2 separate regions of the Homo sapiens genome follow, and region 2 is linked to region 1. A link is a loop called in an ENCODE intact Hi-C map of the cell type or tissue named here. Cell type or tissue: heart left ventricle. All regions are shown on one strand.

Region 1 (8,000 bases):
TAACTCAAGAGTAGTCAGGCAAAGTAGCCATAATGAGTAAAGATGGGGAGAGACAGAGAGGGTAAGGAAGGGAGAAGAGCAAGAGATAGCATGGAGAGGGAAGGGGCAGAAGAGAAAAGAATGAAGAGGAGGATGAGACTCAGAGAGAGGGAGAGAGGGAGATAGAGATGTGCAGAGAAAGGAAATCTTTCAAGAAATCTACAAAGTGTCAGGCACACCTTCTTGATTGATTTTGGGATGCCTATAAACAGCTATATAGTAGACATTAGGGGTGTGCTGGGTTTCTTTCATTTACCTGCATTAATTCTTCCCTTTTCCTACATAATTTTTCAGTCAGGGAAGCTGATTTCTATAGATTGTATTGCCTGGGCTCCCATGTGGTAGGTGGGAGGAGGGAGATATTAGCACAGGGTTGGCATTCATGCCTTCCTCACCCCGTGGCCCCAAGTTCTAACAGTGGTTAGGTCCCCTGGAGATGCAGTTTCTGTCAGGGACCCTGCTTTGGGGCTCCAGAGAGTTCTAGTAATAGAATAGAATTTTCCGTTATATGTCTAATTTATACCAAGAACCAAGAGTACCTGACTACGGCATACAGGTTACAAAAATCAACCTCTCCATCAAACGTGTTTTCCAAGAGCATCTCTTGAAATGTATTCTTCTCAACTGACAGGACAGAAAAGTAGGAAAACTGTGAGCCAATCCAAAAAGCTGCATAAAAAAGACAAGACAAATTTTTAGATTAAATTTTACTGTTAAGTTTGCTCCACAGAGGCATAGTGGAAGGCAGTGTTTGTGACACTCTTGCAGTTAATACACACACGAGAGTCACATTTCACCAGGCGTTTGGGGAAAAGTGAATCGACTAGAGGAGGAAAGAAAGCTGACATCCACCTCTTTCTTAATTCTTCCAATTCAGTAGCAGTGAGAAGCTTTTGGTACCAGTTGTTTACATGGGGCTTCACTCATTTCATAGCCTTTTCACATTATTTATCTCATTTGTTCTTCACAGCATCTCATGCTGTGGTTACAGCATCAATTGTGATGAATATAGGATACTGAGTCCCTCCTAGAAATGACTTCAGGAACTTCACCCCCCAACTCCACAATCTGGGAATGGCAGACAGATTCAGCACCAGGAGAACATCACATAAAGGACAAGTGTGTATGTTTAAAAATGGCAAGTTTCGGCCTGGCATGGTGGCTCACGTCTATAATCCCAGCACTTTGGGAGGCTGAGGTAGGTGAATCACGAAGTCAGAAGGTCGAGACAATCCTGACCAACATGGTGAAACCTTGTCTCTACTAAAAATACAAAAATTAGCTGGGTGTGGTGGCTCACACCTGTAATCCCAGCTACTCGGGAGGCTGAGGCAGGAGAATTGCTTGAACCCAGGAGGCAGAGGCTGCAGTGAGCCGAGATTGCTCGCTGCACTCCAGCCTGGTGAGAGTGAGATTCCGTCTAGAAAAAAAAAAAAAAAAAAAGACAAGTTTCTGCTTGACTTATAAGACCTAATCCAATGTATTTCTAAATCAAATAACAGATAGATGAAGGCATTTTTAAAGCAATTATCTCAGGTTTTCAAAACAGGTTTAAGAATGCGGTATCAAAGCCTGGACTAGGTTTCAATATTTCAGTATTTACAGATGACGTCTCAGAAAACAAAGAAGCCGTTATTGACAAGTGCTTTCCAGGCCAAAGGCAAGTGCCAGGGAGTATAGTGACAGTGGATTTGCTGCCAAACTGATGATTTTTTCTTGTTTTCTTTTCAGCCCTATTTGTCCTGGGCTCGGAATGTTGATGCAGCTATTTCTATTTGGTTATGGGTAAGGAAACGCTGCATTTATCACTGTGCCTACGTTTTCCTTCAAAGAGGCACGTGTAACTGTGTTCAATTGCAACTGAGAGCGTATTTTAAAAAGGAATTTGGCTTCAATGTCATTAACTGACCTTAAATAAATTGCTTGTGAGATTTTACAATATTAAACTTAGCTCAGAAGAAATGCTGAAATTAGTAAATAATGATTTTTAAGAACTTATATATGTCATCTTTTAAAAAACCTGCTACTTCAAATAACTTCAAAGTGAGGAAAAGCTTTTATCAGCTTTAGAGTTAAAATGCAGATGTTAATCGCAGGTTAGGATCTTGATAATTTCTAAAAAGACAAATGCAGCATTATTTGTAAAAGTACATACAGTCGTGTACAGCATAACAACGTTTTGTTCAACGAAGGACCACATATACCATGGTGATCCCTCAAGATTATAATGGAGCTGGCAAACTCCTGCCAACTCATCAGGCAGTCGCCACTGTAAGACTGTAGCAAAATGCATTAGTCCTGTGTTCGTGGTGATGCTTGTGTACACAGACTTACTGCACTGCCAGTCATATAAAAATACAGCACATACAATAAGGTATAGCACATAATACCTGACAATGATAATAAATGATTAGGTTACTAGTTTAATATGCTATAGTTTTTATTGTTATTTTAGATTGTACTCTTTATGTTAATATATTATTAAAAGGTCAGTTGTGAAACAGCTTCAGGCACTTCCTTCAGGAGCTATCCAGAAAAAGGCATTGTCATCATAGGAGATGCCAGCTTAATGCGTGACGTTGCCCCTGAAGACCTTCCAATGGGGCAAGAAATGTAGGTGGAAGACAGTGATAATGATCCTGACCCCGTGTAGGTGTAGGCTATTGTGTGGTTTGTGTTTTAGTTTTTAACAAAAAAGTTTAAAAATTAAAAAATTAAACAATATAAGAGCGCTTATAGAATACGGATATAAAAAGAGACAATATTTTTGTTCAGCTATACAGTGGATTTGTGTTTTCAGTGGAGTGTAATTACAAGAGTCAGAAAGTTAAAACAAAGTGAAAAGTTTATACTGTAAAAAAAGTTATAGTGGGCTAAGGTTAATTCATTATTGATGAGAGAAATTTTTTTGTACATTTTGTGTAGTCTAAGTGTACAGTGCTTGTAAAGTCTGCAGTAGCATACAGTAATGTCCAAGGCTTTCACATCCACTCACCACTCGCTCACTGACCCAGCCAGAGCAACTTCCAGTCCTGAAAGCTGCATTCATGGTGAGTGTCCTACACAGGTGCATCATTTTTATCTTTTATACCATATTTTTACTGTATCTTTTCTATGTTTAGATATGTAAATACCATTGTGTTACAATTGCCTACAGTATTCAGGACAATAACAGGCTGTACATGTTTGTTGCCTAGCAGCAGTAGGTGTGTAGTAGGCTCTTCTGTCTAGTTTTGTGAAAGTTCACACTATGATGTTTGCATAACAACAAAATCACCTATGGATGCGTTTCTCAGAATGTATCCCCATTGTTAAACGATGCATGGCTCTGTGTGTGTATGTGCAGGACTCTGTGTGTGTGGTATATGCATACCACATACGCACACATCCACACTATACTATGCACTCTACATATATACAACTACATAGGCAAATATAAAGCTGCATGTGCATAAATACACAAACAAACACACATACATATGTATAAAAGGTAATGTATTGATATTAATACTGACAATGTGTACTAAGCATATATTTATATACCCTTAAATGTATATTATTTTAATACATACTATATTATGTTATATACTAATACACTTTTTTAAAACTGAAAGAAATCTCGTTGCCAATTTGTGTTTCTAAATATGATGTCCATATTTTTTCTGATTTTATTACTATAGCTGTGATCACGTCATGTAACTTAATTTTGATGATGTTTCTCACAGTATAGTTTGAGGGTATCCAGCCTCAGATTATCTGAGGATGTAGCTCAAGATTTCCTAATTTTGCAAACAGCAAGCTTCCCAGGAGATTCTTAGATTCCTGCTAACAAAAGGCGGAGACTCACTGGACAGTTACTGAAGATAGACAGTAGGGGGCGGAAGGGCCCACGCTTCTTTGATATTGGTGGCTTTGGTTTTTCAGTGACGGGGGACACTTTGACTTCAGGTATGTTCTGCATTTAGAATTTTCAAATGAACGTTTCTTGTCTGTTCCCTTCTTTTTTCTGCCTCCAAACATAATGTCTATCATTGTAAAAGTAATAAAAAATCACTGAACAAAATTTGGAAAATACCAAATGAATAACAATAGAAATAAAGTAAAAAAAGAACCACTCAAATTCCCATCATCAAGAAATAAACATTCTGATAATATTTAATTTTATTTTCCTATATATATTGTGTGTGTGTATATATGTATGTGTATATATATACATATATTCAAAATGTATTATAACACAAAATGTATAAAATATATAATAGTATAAACAAAATTATATTATATATGTCATTTTCATGTCATATGTCAGATATAGCATATTAATACATACCCAGTTTTCTAAAATGCTGATCTCTTTGAAATATTCAATTATCAATTGTGTTTCTTTCCTCACTGAAGTTCCTTTTTACGACTTTTGGTAGTGAAGAGATAAAGTTCATTACAAAACATGCCAGGCTTAAGCAATTTTCCAAAGGGATTAACGAATTGCAGTGGCCGCAGGCTATGTAAAAATTTTTAAAAGGTGGTGTCTCTCATATTCTTCAGCATAACTTGGGTCACAGAAACCCAGGCATAAAAATTCATTGTGAACTCATATTCTACCATGGCCTGACACTGGTAAGTTATTTTGTTGCAAAAGCCTTAAGCAATTTGAGATGTCGAAGCACGTTTTCAAGAGTTAGCACATCTCCATTGTCTATAAACTGCATGCATATTTTATGCCTAAAAAATATTTCATCTTCTGATTTTCTAGCTTTCTTCTGCAGGTTGTTTTTTTTTTTTTAGAATATTTTTCAATCATTTTAATTCTCTATTGTAAAACTTGGAAATCTCTACTTATGGACTGCCAAGAACAGTCTGAAATTAAATCAATTTACTCTCACTCTTAGTGAATATTTTGGGAGTGCTAGGTATTGAATGTGTCCCCCAAAAGTTCATGTGTTAGAAATGTAATCCTTCTGCCCCTATGATGAGATGAATGGATGAATGAGGGCTCTGTTCTCATGACGGGATGAATGTTGCTGTCCCAGGAGTGGGTTTATTATCACAGCAGCGTTATTCTTGTGCCTGTGAGCTCTCCCTGGCTCCCTTGCTCCCACTCTGAGCATGTGATGCCCTCTGCCATGAGGTGAGGCAGCAAGAAGGCCCTCACAGATGCCGGCACTGTGGACTTCCAGCCTCTAGAACTATGAGCTAAATAAACTTTTTAATATAAATTACCTAGTTTGTCATCTTTTGTTACCAATAAGAAAAGGCAATAAGACCGGGAGGTTCTATTATGATGTCATTCATGGGAAAATGGTAGACAGGACAGAATCTTTGCTGGCTCCCTAGATACTGCCTTGGAATGTTACTCTTGGAAAACAGTGGCTACAGAGTGATGCCTTTCTCCATAACTTTAATTTACCTTAAGAAAAGCTTTGAGTGCTACTGAGTCGGGAATGAAAAACCTAGAGAATGTTCTGTCCTGTGGGAGCAAGGAGTATAGTTAGTCCCTGTATTACTACCCAAAGGGGCATGAGGCTTCACCCTCCTTGGGCTCCCTAGGGACTTATAATGCCTTCCTGTAATTATCGGGCCAGTTAATTTAATACTAATCCACTTAATTCAGTTAACATCAGATTTGTCCTAGGGATCTTGTTACATCCTTTTGTATACTAAAAGAGAAAAAGAAAAAAAAAAAGATTTGCTTCTCTTTCAATATTCCTGGGAAGTTGGATATCCACATGGAAAAGGCAGATCTCTAGTTCACAACAGATAAAAAATAAATTTTACTCAATGTGAAATTAAATGTAAAAAATAAAACTTCAACATTGTAGAAGAAAATATAGAAAAAGCTCTTTAGGTCTGTGAAGGAGAAAAGAATTATCGAAATCAGGCCATAAAGAAAAAGTACAAGTCATAAAGGCAATAAATATACAAATAGAGTTTAACCTCTGAAACACTTGACCGAATGTTCTGAGGTAAAAACAACAAACCAGCCATTGAAGGGAAGAACAGATTGACAGTGCATATAACACAGAAAGAAGTAGTAATCAAACTATTTAAAATTGCCTAATAAATCAAAAAGAAAAGACCAAAAAAGGAAAAAAAAAAACATTGAAGGATAAGAATAAGCAATTGACAGAAGAAGAATTTGTAATGGTCAATAAAGAGATGTAGTAATTTTTAAATTATAATAAACAATGGAAATAAACAGAATGCCCATTAGCAGGATAGGTGAATATACATATTTTTGTACGGTCATAAACTGGAGCGTATTATTCCCTAGATTTTTGTATTTCTGAAATTGTTTATTAAAATAGTCTTAGTCTCTCTAACAATTTAAACAAAGCCACTAAAAGGACCTGGTGCTATATTGTAAATTAAAATTTACATGCCAATGGAAAGAATTGAATTAAGCATAGTTCAGTTTGCATTTTTTTGAAGCAATGTATTTTTAAAGACAAAATAACTGAACTAAGATAACAATTTATATAAAAGAAAATGGCTGTTTCTGCTAAATAGCCTGTTGCATTTGAAATCTTTGCTATCTCTGTGGAGACCAGGAGCAATCTAAATGGAAATAAAGTAACTTTATAATTGTAAATGTGTATTTGAGTGAAAGCTAACTTTAGGGAATAGTAGAGAGTAAACTGGGTATTCACAGGTAAAGAGAGATAATTTCTAGAACAAAAAATGTCAGCCAGAAGAAATGGGCCAAATATTAGTGTCCTCGTTTGGATTTTAATGAAGTTGTCAAATTTATGGGCTATGATAACTTATAATGGGCAAAAGAATGTTAAGTAGTCTAGATGGGAGAGGGCAGAAATTACAACAACAAAAAAATTCAGACACCAAATGATGACACAATCTTCCAAATTATAAATCTGATCTCATTTTTATTCAGTGACATTTGATATCTCTCAACTTTCCACACTTTAATATATTCAGTAGTAAATTTGATAGGATTGAAAAAAATGACACTATAATTCCAAAGTCTTTTGCATAGATCATTTCTGAGAATCTGTGCCTAACCTAACCTCATTTCCAGAAACTTCTCAAGCTGCCCCATGTCTCAGGTGAGTAGAATGGAAAAAAAGACGCGATTAACTGCTCTAATATTTTATTTAAATTTAATATAAGCATTTGCCATTAGTTTACAAGTAAATGCTTTAATACGTCAAGATTCGTAGAGAAGATTCTGAATCTTGAATTTTGTCGATGACTCAGTGTTATGGAAAATCTAGAACAGCAGGGTCCCACCTCATGGTGACAAGAGATGGAATGTCCTAATCGTTTAATTATTGGTTGTAAAACCTATCCCTTGCAAAAACAGGGAGGCTTTTACGACGGCATTGTGTCTGCCTGCTAGCGCCCCAGGCAGCTTCGCAGAGCTTCCCAGTGCTGATGAGATGGTGGAGACTGCTTTTGTGATGATTTTCCAGAGTTTGTTTATTCATTTGTTCAAATAACATTGACTATGTGGAAATGATTATTTGGTGCCATTAAGAGATTGATTGTGTCTCATTCTTAAAAGTTATAGACTTTATAAACAAATGTTATCATTATATTAAATACTAATTTAAAATACAATAACAATTACATTATAATAAATACTATAAAAAAATAGAAAAATTATACATCTTGTCAGTCCAATCAACTGTAAAATAATATTACATGAGATACTGCCATAATACTTTTCAAGTTTCAAAATTGAAATCGATTAAACCTGTTTGAAAACCTATATACATGCGTTAAGCAAGATGCTACAGCTTATTTCTCTACTAGCTGGCTGTGACTTTCCCTTTCGTTTTCCCTATTTACTCTATTAGTGAGGAGCCCCTTATCTCGTATTTTAGGTCCACATTTGTACATAGTTCACAACAGGAATTAGTAAATAAAAGCTGCTGACAGCAGTACTTTAATTTCCCCCTGAAGCTCATTCATCTGGGAGGTAGCCAGCCTCTGTTACACCACAA
Region 2 (8,000 bases), 280 kb after region 1:
TGGGAAATATTTCAGTTTGTATGCTTAGAGAAGCCTTTAAAGGTGCCGAAACCTCCCGCAGCAGTAAAAATAAAATGACGGAAAGACCAAAGTTGACGTTCAATTACATTTAATCTGCAATTTCCCAAACTCATTACACTTCAGAGAATTGTTCTCTTGAGTAATACCTAAGAATTATGCCCCAGGATTAGTTTTCTGACCCACTGTGGTACATGGTGCTTTATAATATTATAGATATTAATCACAGCTAACCCTTGAACAATGTGGGGACAGGAGCCCTGAGCAACGTCGCAGTCAGAAATCCACGTGAAAGTTGTGATTCCTCAAAAACACAGTAGCCTGCTCTTGGCCAGAAGCCTTACTGATAACATCAATAGTCAATTCACAGATATTTATGTATATATACTACATTCTTACAATAAAGTAAGCTAGAGGAAAAAAAGGTTATTAAGACAGTAATGAGGAGGAAAAACCATATTTACAATTCATTAAATGGAAGTGGGTCATCACAAAGGGCTTCATCCTCACCATCCTCTCATTGAGCAGGCTGAGGAGGAGGAGGAAGAGGAGGGGTTGGTCATGCTGCCTCAGGTGTGGCAGAGGTGGAAGAAAATTCTTTCAGTGACCTGTACAGTTTAAACCTATATTGTTCAACAATCAACTGTAATTTGCTTAATGCTTCACAGCAGCTGGCATAAAAGGGAGATCTGATTGATTGATTAAATTATATATCGGGTCAGTAAAGAAAAAAATAGCCTTTCTAAAATAGGAACTATGGTTTCTTGTAAATAATAAGGGGGAGGTTGCAGCTTGTTGGAACATTACCCTCCTGAATTAGAGTTGAATGAGTACCATAAGGTAAAAAATACATAGCTGGAATATTACAGTCAATTACTTTACAGATAATGTAGTCAATCTAACTTTTGGAAACTAATTACTCAAGAGAGCATTTTTCCTGTTTCTTTGCCTTGGTGAAATGTAGTACATGCTTATTCATAATATGTAAAGATCTGTATAAGTAGAAAAAATAAAACCACTTTAAGTTTCATCACATAGATGAGTATGTTGATATGCACCAATGAAAGTCATTCTGTGTGAATACAAATCAGGTACTAAGGAAGAAGAGTGTTATTAGTTGTTTATTCTCATTATTTCTATTTCCTCTCTTTCCAGTCAAGTTGAATCTACTGTAATCTGGCCCCTGTCATTTGAGTCTTTAAAAAAAGGGGGATGGGCCGGGCGCGGTGGCTCACGCCTGTAATCCCAGCACTTTGGGAGGCCGAGGCGGGCGGATCACAAGGTCAGAAGATGGTGACCATCCTGGCTAACACGGTGAAACCCTGTCTCTACTAAAAATACAAAAAAGTAGCCGGGCGTGGTGGCGGGCGCCTGTAGTCCCAGCTACTCGGAAGGCTGAGGCAGGAGAATGGAGTGACCCGGGAGGCGGAGCTTGCAGTGAGCCCAGATCGCGCCACTGCACTCCAGCCTGGGTGACAGAGTGAGACTCCGTCTAAACAAAAAAAAAGGCGGGGGAAGAGGCCATGCATCATGGCAGGACCGTGCATCTCAGAATTCCTTATTCAGAAAATCTGGAATAGGACGTAAGAATACGAATTTCTAACAAATTCTCAGGTGATACTCACGTTGCTGATTCAGGAGGAAAACTGTGGGAACCACTGCTGCGGGGGATTATTATTTCCATGGGGCTAGTATTGTACGTAATACATGAAGGAGGACATGGAAAAGGATCCACTGTGGCAAAGTAACCCCATTTCTATCTGTTTTGCATGTTACATGTTATCAAACACAGAACTCAAATAAGAGAAAAAATAAGTGTGTAGTTTTGCTGTGTAGAATAGGAAAAAAAGCTTTAAAAGTCAAGATTTGGGGATTTTGAAAATAAGCATTGTTGTTCATTTGTGATGCACATTAAGTGCTAAGACCATAATCCTTCGACATTTTTCTGGTATCATACGAAATTATGTCAATCGGATATTTAATTTGTGTCAAACTATGAACAGTATCAGTTGTCATTTAAAAACAAACAACTAGGAATTCCAGTCTGGACCAGATAATACAGACTCCCCTGTCTTCCTCTATCCCCTTTTCCTCCCAACTAAGTGCAGTTATAATTCCTGAAAATTATTCAACAGGCAACCACAGGCGACATTTGGGAGGTGGCAAGAGGGAGGCAAATTGATGTAGGACCCCAGGATTGATGGACCAATACGGTAGGAAGATATTTCATCTCCCCTCCTCCCAGTAGAACAAGAGGAACCAGCCTGGATGTTTTTGACCCTAACCTAGCAATGAAAGGTAACCCAGGTGGGCTCATTCCTTGCCAGGATCTAAAGGGAGCTTGTCCTGCAACAGCGGGGGAGCTGGCATAACAGGCAAAAAGGATTGATTAAGAGCCTTTCTAATAGTAAGTGGATAGGGAAAAAACACGCCTTCCTCACTAGGTCTGAGAAACCTCCTCCCACAGAGATCTACTGAGTTCTCAGTCATTGTTATTATCATGGATTCATTCCTTTCTATTTATTTCAATGCTTTGGTGTCCTCTTATTAATTCAATCATTTATGAGGTGAATGACCAACTCTTTACATTAAAATCCTTCTAGTCATTTTTCTGTGCATATGAAACTCACTTCAAATTTAATGACATAAGGAGGTTGAAAGTAAAGAATAGGAGAAGATATCTCATGTAAATGTTAATCATTACAGAATAGAATTTACTATATTAGTATGTGAAAAATAGACTTCAAAGCAAGGAAAATCACTAGATGCAAAGAGAGATGTTACATAACTATAAAATAATCAGTCCACAGTGAAGACATAGGAATTCCAAATGTGTGCACACCAAACAGTAGAACCACAAAATATATGAATCAAAGCCTGATAGAGCTGAAGCAGGAAATAGACAATTCCACAATCATAGTTGGGATGTAAAAACCTCTATGTAAGTAACTGACAGAACTTCTAGAGAAGAAATCAGCATTGATACGGACAAACTCTACACCACCAACAACCAACTGTGTCTAATTGAAGTGTATTGAACATCCAAAAAACAACAGCAGAATATACACTTTTTTAAGGGCTTATGGAGCATTAGCCAAAATAGACTATAACCTAGGCCATACAGAAATCTTCACCTATTTAAATAATTGAAGTCATACAGAATATATACTCTGACCATAACAGAATGAAACCAGAAGTCATTAAATGGAATACAACAGGAAAATCTCTAGAGGCATGAAAATTTTAAAAACACATTTATAAATAATCATAGGTCAAGGAGGAAGTCTCAAAGGAAATAAAAATATAAAGAGCTGAATAAAGCCTTTATAAACACTAAAGAAATAAAAAGAAAGAGAGCACAAATCACCAATATTAGGAATACAATATGGGCTATCATGGCAGATCTAACAGCCATTAAAAGGATAATAAGTGAATACTACAAGCAAGTTTCTGCTCAGAAATTCAGCAGCTTAAAAGAAATGTACCAATTCTTTAAAACCAAAGCTACTAAAACAATCACACTGATGTAGACAATCTGAATTGGCCTGGGACTATCAAGGAAATTGAATTTAAAATGTATATGCTCTCAAGAAAGAAATTTCCAAGCACATATTCTTTCATTCTATCTAATATTTGAAGAGTGATTAATACCAGTTGTACATATTTTTCTAGAGAAATTAAAAAGAGATTAATTACTAACCTACTTTATAAAGCTAATAAGTTTTTATGTCAAAACAAGATGTGGTAAAAAAAAATAAAATTACAGACCAACAATTTTTATGAACTTTGAGTCAAAAATGTTCACCAATTAGTGAGAAATTAAATCCAACAGTGTATAGAAAATATTATATATTATAATCAAATGTGATTTATTCCAGGTGTACAAGGCTTATTCAAGATTCTACAATGCAATTTATCATATCAACAGGAAGAAGAAGAAAATCAGATGATCATATCAATTGATTCAGTAAAAATTACTATAATTCTACACCTCTTCTTGATCAAACTCTCAGCATATTAGGGAATACAGAGGGATTTCTTCAACTTGATAATGAACATTTACAAAACAAAAAACAACAACAAAAAGTTTACAGATAACATTATACTAATGATGAAAGGCTGAATGTTTCCCCCTAGAACTGGGTACAAAGCAAGAATGTCTTCTCATGACTCTTACCTGACACAGTAATGGGGATGTATGGCACTGAAACAAGTAAATAATAAAATAAGACAAAGAAAAAAAACAAATTGAAAAGGAAGATATCAAACACTTCCAATTTTCAGATGCTATGATTTCTATATGGAAAATCCCAAGGTATCTACCAAAAGAAAAATCCTAGACTAATTGAGTTTGGTAAAGTTTCAAGATACAAGGTCAACACAAGTAAATCAGCAACATTTCTTTATATTAGTAGTAAACATGAGAATATAACAATTAAAAACAGAGTATCATTTACAATCACTCCAAAGGAAATAAAATACTTAACAAAACATATACTGACTCTACAGACTGAACATTACCAAAAGCTGATGAAAGAAATAAAAGGAGACATAAATAAATGGAAGAAATATCATGTTCATGGGCTTCAAAAGTCAACAGTAAAGATGCCATTTTTTCCTAAATTGATCTACAGGTTCAGTGCAATTCCTTCCGAATCTCACCAGGGTTTTTGGTAGACATAAACAAGTTTATTCTAAAATTTGTATGGAAAGGCACAGGTCCTGGAATAACTAAAGCAACCTTACAAAAAAAAGAATAATGTAAGAAGAATCACTCTATCTTATATTAAGGTTTATTATGAAGCTACAATAATCCATACAGTGTGGTTTTGACAAAGCAAAGCAAAGACCTATAGGTCTTTGCTTCCCATAAGTTGGGAAGGAATAGAATAGAGAACCCAAATATCCCCACACGAATGTGATCAAATGATTTTTAGAAAAAGTGCAAAAGCTATTCAGTGGTAGAATGATAGCATTTTCAATAGATGATGCTGGAACAACTGGACATCCATAAGCCAAAAGTAATGAACCTCAACCTGAACTTCACATCTTAAAAAAAATAACTTAAAATGTATTGCATACATTAGTATAAAACCATAAAACTTTCAGAAAAATACATACAGATAGAGGACAATTTTCAGGAGCAAAAACTAGGCAAAGAGTTATTATAACTGAAAGCAAAAGCATGAACCATAAGGAAAAAATTGATAACTTGGAGTTCAACACGATTAAAAACTTTTTTTTTGTCTGTGAAAGTCCATGTGAAGAGAATGAGAAGACAAGCTACAGCCTAGAGAAAGTATTTTCAAACCACATAGCTAGCAAAGGGCAAAGGCTAGTAAGTAGAATATATAAAGAACTCTCAAAATTCAATAGTAATGAAGAATCCAGTTTGAAAATGGGCAAAGACGGGAAGAGAAATTCCAGTAACAAAGACATACATATGGCAAATAAACACATGGAAAGATTTTCAACATCACTAGCCATTAGAAAAATGCCAGTTAAGACCACATGAGATACAATTACACATCTATTAGACTAGCTAAAATTAAAAATAATGACAATACCAAATGCTGATGAGGAAGTGCAGAAACTGAATCACTCGTGCATTATGGTCAGCCCTGTGAAGTGGCCCAACCACTCTGAAATTGTTTTGCAATTTTTTTTTATAAAACTAACAAGCAATTACTATAGGACCCAGTAAATTTACTCTTGGGTAGATACCCCAGACAAATGAAAACTTATTTTCACAGATAAAACAGCATACATATGTACCCAGAAACTTTATTTATAATAGCCATAAACTGGAAACCTCTCAGATGTAGTTGAAGACATGAATAAACTCCCACATACACACTATGGGATACCGCTGAGCAGTGCAAAGCAACAACCTGGATATGTCTCTGGGGAATTATGCGGAATAAGTGGAAAAAGCCAATTCCAAAATGTTACACCCTATATTATTGTAACACCTTTGAAATGACAAAATTTTAGAAATGAAGAAGAGACTAGTGGTTGCTAAGGGGTTGGAATCCATGGGAAGATACAGGAGGGTGTGGCTAAAAGGCAATATGAGGATGGTTGTGTTGATGGAACCATTCGGCATCTGGACTGTGGTGGCGGATGACAAAATCTACAATGTGATAAGATCATATAGAACTAAACACACACCCCACACATGCAAATGAGTTCAAGTTAAGCTTGGATATTCTGAATAAGATGGATAGAGTCTATCAATGTCGATATCCTAGTTGTAATATTGCACCATCATTTTGTAAAATGTTAACAATGGAGAAGGTATTTCTTACAACTGCAGGTGAATCTATAATGATCTCAGGAAAAAATTTCCATTAAAAAATACCAACAACATGACAGACTAAGCCAAAAGTATTTTTCAGGAGGCATGTCTGCAGTGGAAACTCAATTGTTCTGAACCCAAGAAATGTACAGGAGGTGGAAACAGATGTGTACCCAACATCAGCCTATAAACACAAAACCTAACCTGAAAGGCTAAGAGCTTTATTCAAGCGCTATTCAATCAGCCTCCCAACCTCAGTTGCTATGCCGTACACATTGTTCTAATTAGAGGGTCATTTCCTTTGCACAGATGTTTTCAATTTCAACAGACCACAGTGACGTACAGAGCAACAAAACAGTCCTTCTCATCTTCAGTGACTACATCTCTCCCCTAAGCCACAAGAGTTAAATCTTTGGACAGTCTTTATGAATGCGTTCTGAATAGAAAACACCCCTAACAAAAGGATAACATATTGCACTAGAAAAAAACGATTTTATCCTACGGACTAAATAGTAAGCCACTCATTTTGAACACACTTCTTATAAAATAAAACCTAAGAACAGTAAGTACAAAATGAGCAAAATTGACTAAACTTTGAACTGGACCAATCAATTTTATAACATATATAAAATGTAAGTGTTATCCTTGCCTTTATTTCTGTCATTATAGTTACTTATGTGTTATATAAATATTGACTTTTTTTCTTATAAAAGTGTGCATTCAATTAAATGTAGAGAGGAAAAAAAGTGCGGAGAAGGAAATAAAACCCAATCACAGTTCTATCACACAAAACTAACCTCTACTTTTATTGTGCTTTAGTTCCTTGAAGCATTGATTTTATTCATATATGTATGCATTTAACTGAGGTACACCTACATGTAGGACATGAATCATAAAGTCACACTTGATGAACTTTTGTGGACATTTAATCTGTGACCCACATCATGACACAAGACACCTCCAGCCTTCCTCATACCACCTCCCAGCTAATGAAGACCCTCAACTCAGGTGACTGCTTTTCTGACCTCAAGACAATAGAAGAGCTTCCTGTTTTGGAATTTCAAATAACTGAAATGTGTGCTTTTGTGTCTGGCTGTATTATCCCAAGATTAAGTTAGTGAGGCTCATTCAGTTGCACGTAACAGCAGTCTGTTCTTGTCCCCCACTGTGGTATATTTCACAGCAGTTTATTTATTCTTCTACTGGTCATGGATATTTAGATTATTTCTACTGTGGGACTATTATGAACAGTGCTGCTTTAAATGTTATGTATTTTGGCAGTCATAGGCACGCACGTCTACAGGGTACATACCTGGAGATGAGATTACTGAAGATGACGGTGTGCATATGTTGGCTTCTAGTTGATGCTGCTAATTTATGGGCTCTCCAATTGTTTCTTGTGCTCACTGACATTGGTTACTGTGTGTCCTTTTAATCTTAGTCAGTTTGGTAGTAACATAAAATAACAACATATTGAATGCAGAATTGTGTACCTTATGCCGTACAGTTAACGTTACATTATCCCCATGAAATCCTAGTTCTGACCTGCAGTTATAATCACTACAAGATTGACTTTCTGCAAAAACAAGAACAGCCTCTAGGAAAGGTTCACAAAACCTGCATAAAACGATAACATATTCCAAAATTCTAAAGTTGCATTTAATACCACAGTTTGTGTGTGTGA

What was found. Hi-C counts contacts between places; a loop is a spot of excess contacts. Peaks named below come from ENCODE experiments on the same cell type or tissue, not always from the same donor. Only the 100,000 strongest peaks of a DNase experiment are listed, where the experiment ranks them.
Region 2: it touches region 1 in a loop (2.6-fold over the local background); 4 of 110 quality-filtered maps call a loop at or near these places.

Annotation. Positions count from the first base shown.
Region 1 is chr10:4,652,690-4,660,689 of GRCh38, reverse strand. It overlaps MANCR (mitotically associated long non coding RNA), which reads left to right. Exons shown (of 4, transcript NR_024475.1): 2 at 1,010-1,237; 3 at 2,965-3,089. It overlaps LINC00705 (long intergenic non-protein coding RNA 705), which reads right to left and starts at 4,534. Exons shown (of 3, transcript NR_015425.1): 1 at 4,370-4,534; 2 at 579-708. In heart left ventricle, CTCF peaks have their summits at 3,704 and 3,914 (motif pointing right); a DNase peak (open chromatin) is centred at 3,929.
Region 2 is chr10:4,371,432-4,379,431 of GRCh38, reverse strand. No RefSeq gene overlaps it. Among named protein-coding and RNA genes, the nearest start is that of LINC00703, 8.8 kb to the left of the region's middle. In heart left ventricle, no CTCF peak of the experiment used is centred here; no DNase peak of the experiment used is centred here; H3K27ac peaks cover 2,011 bases.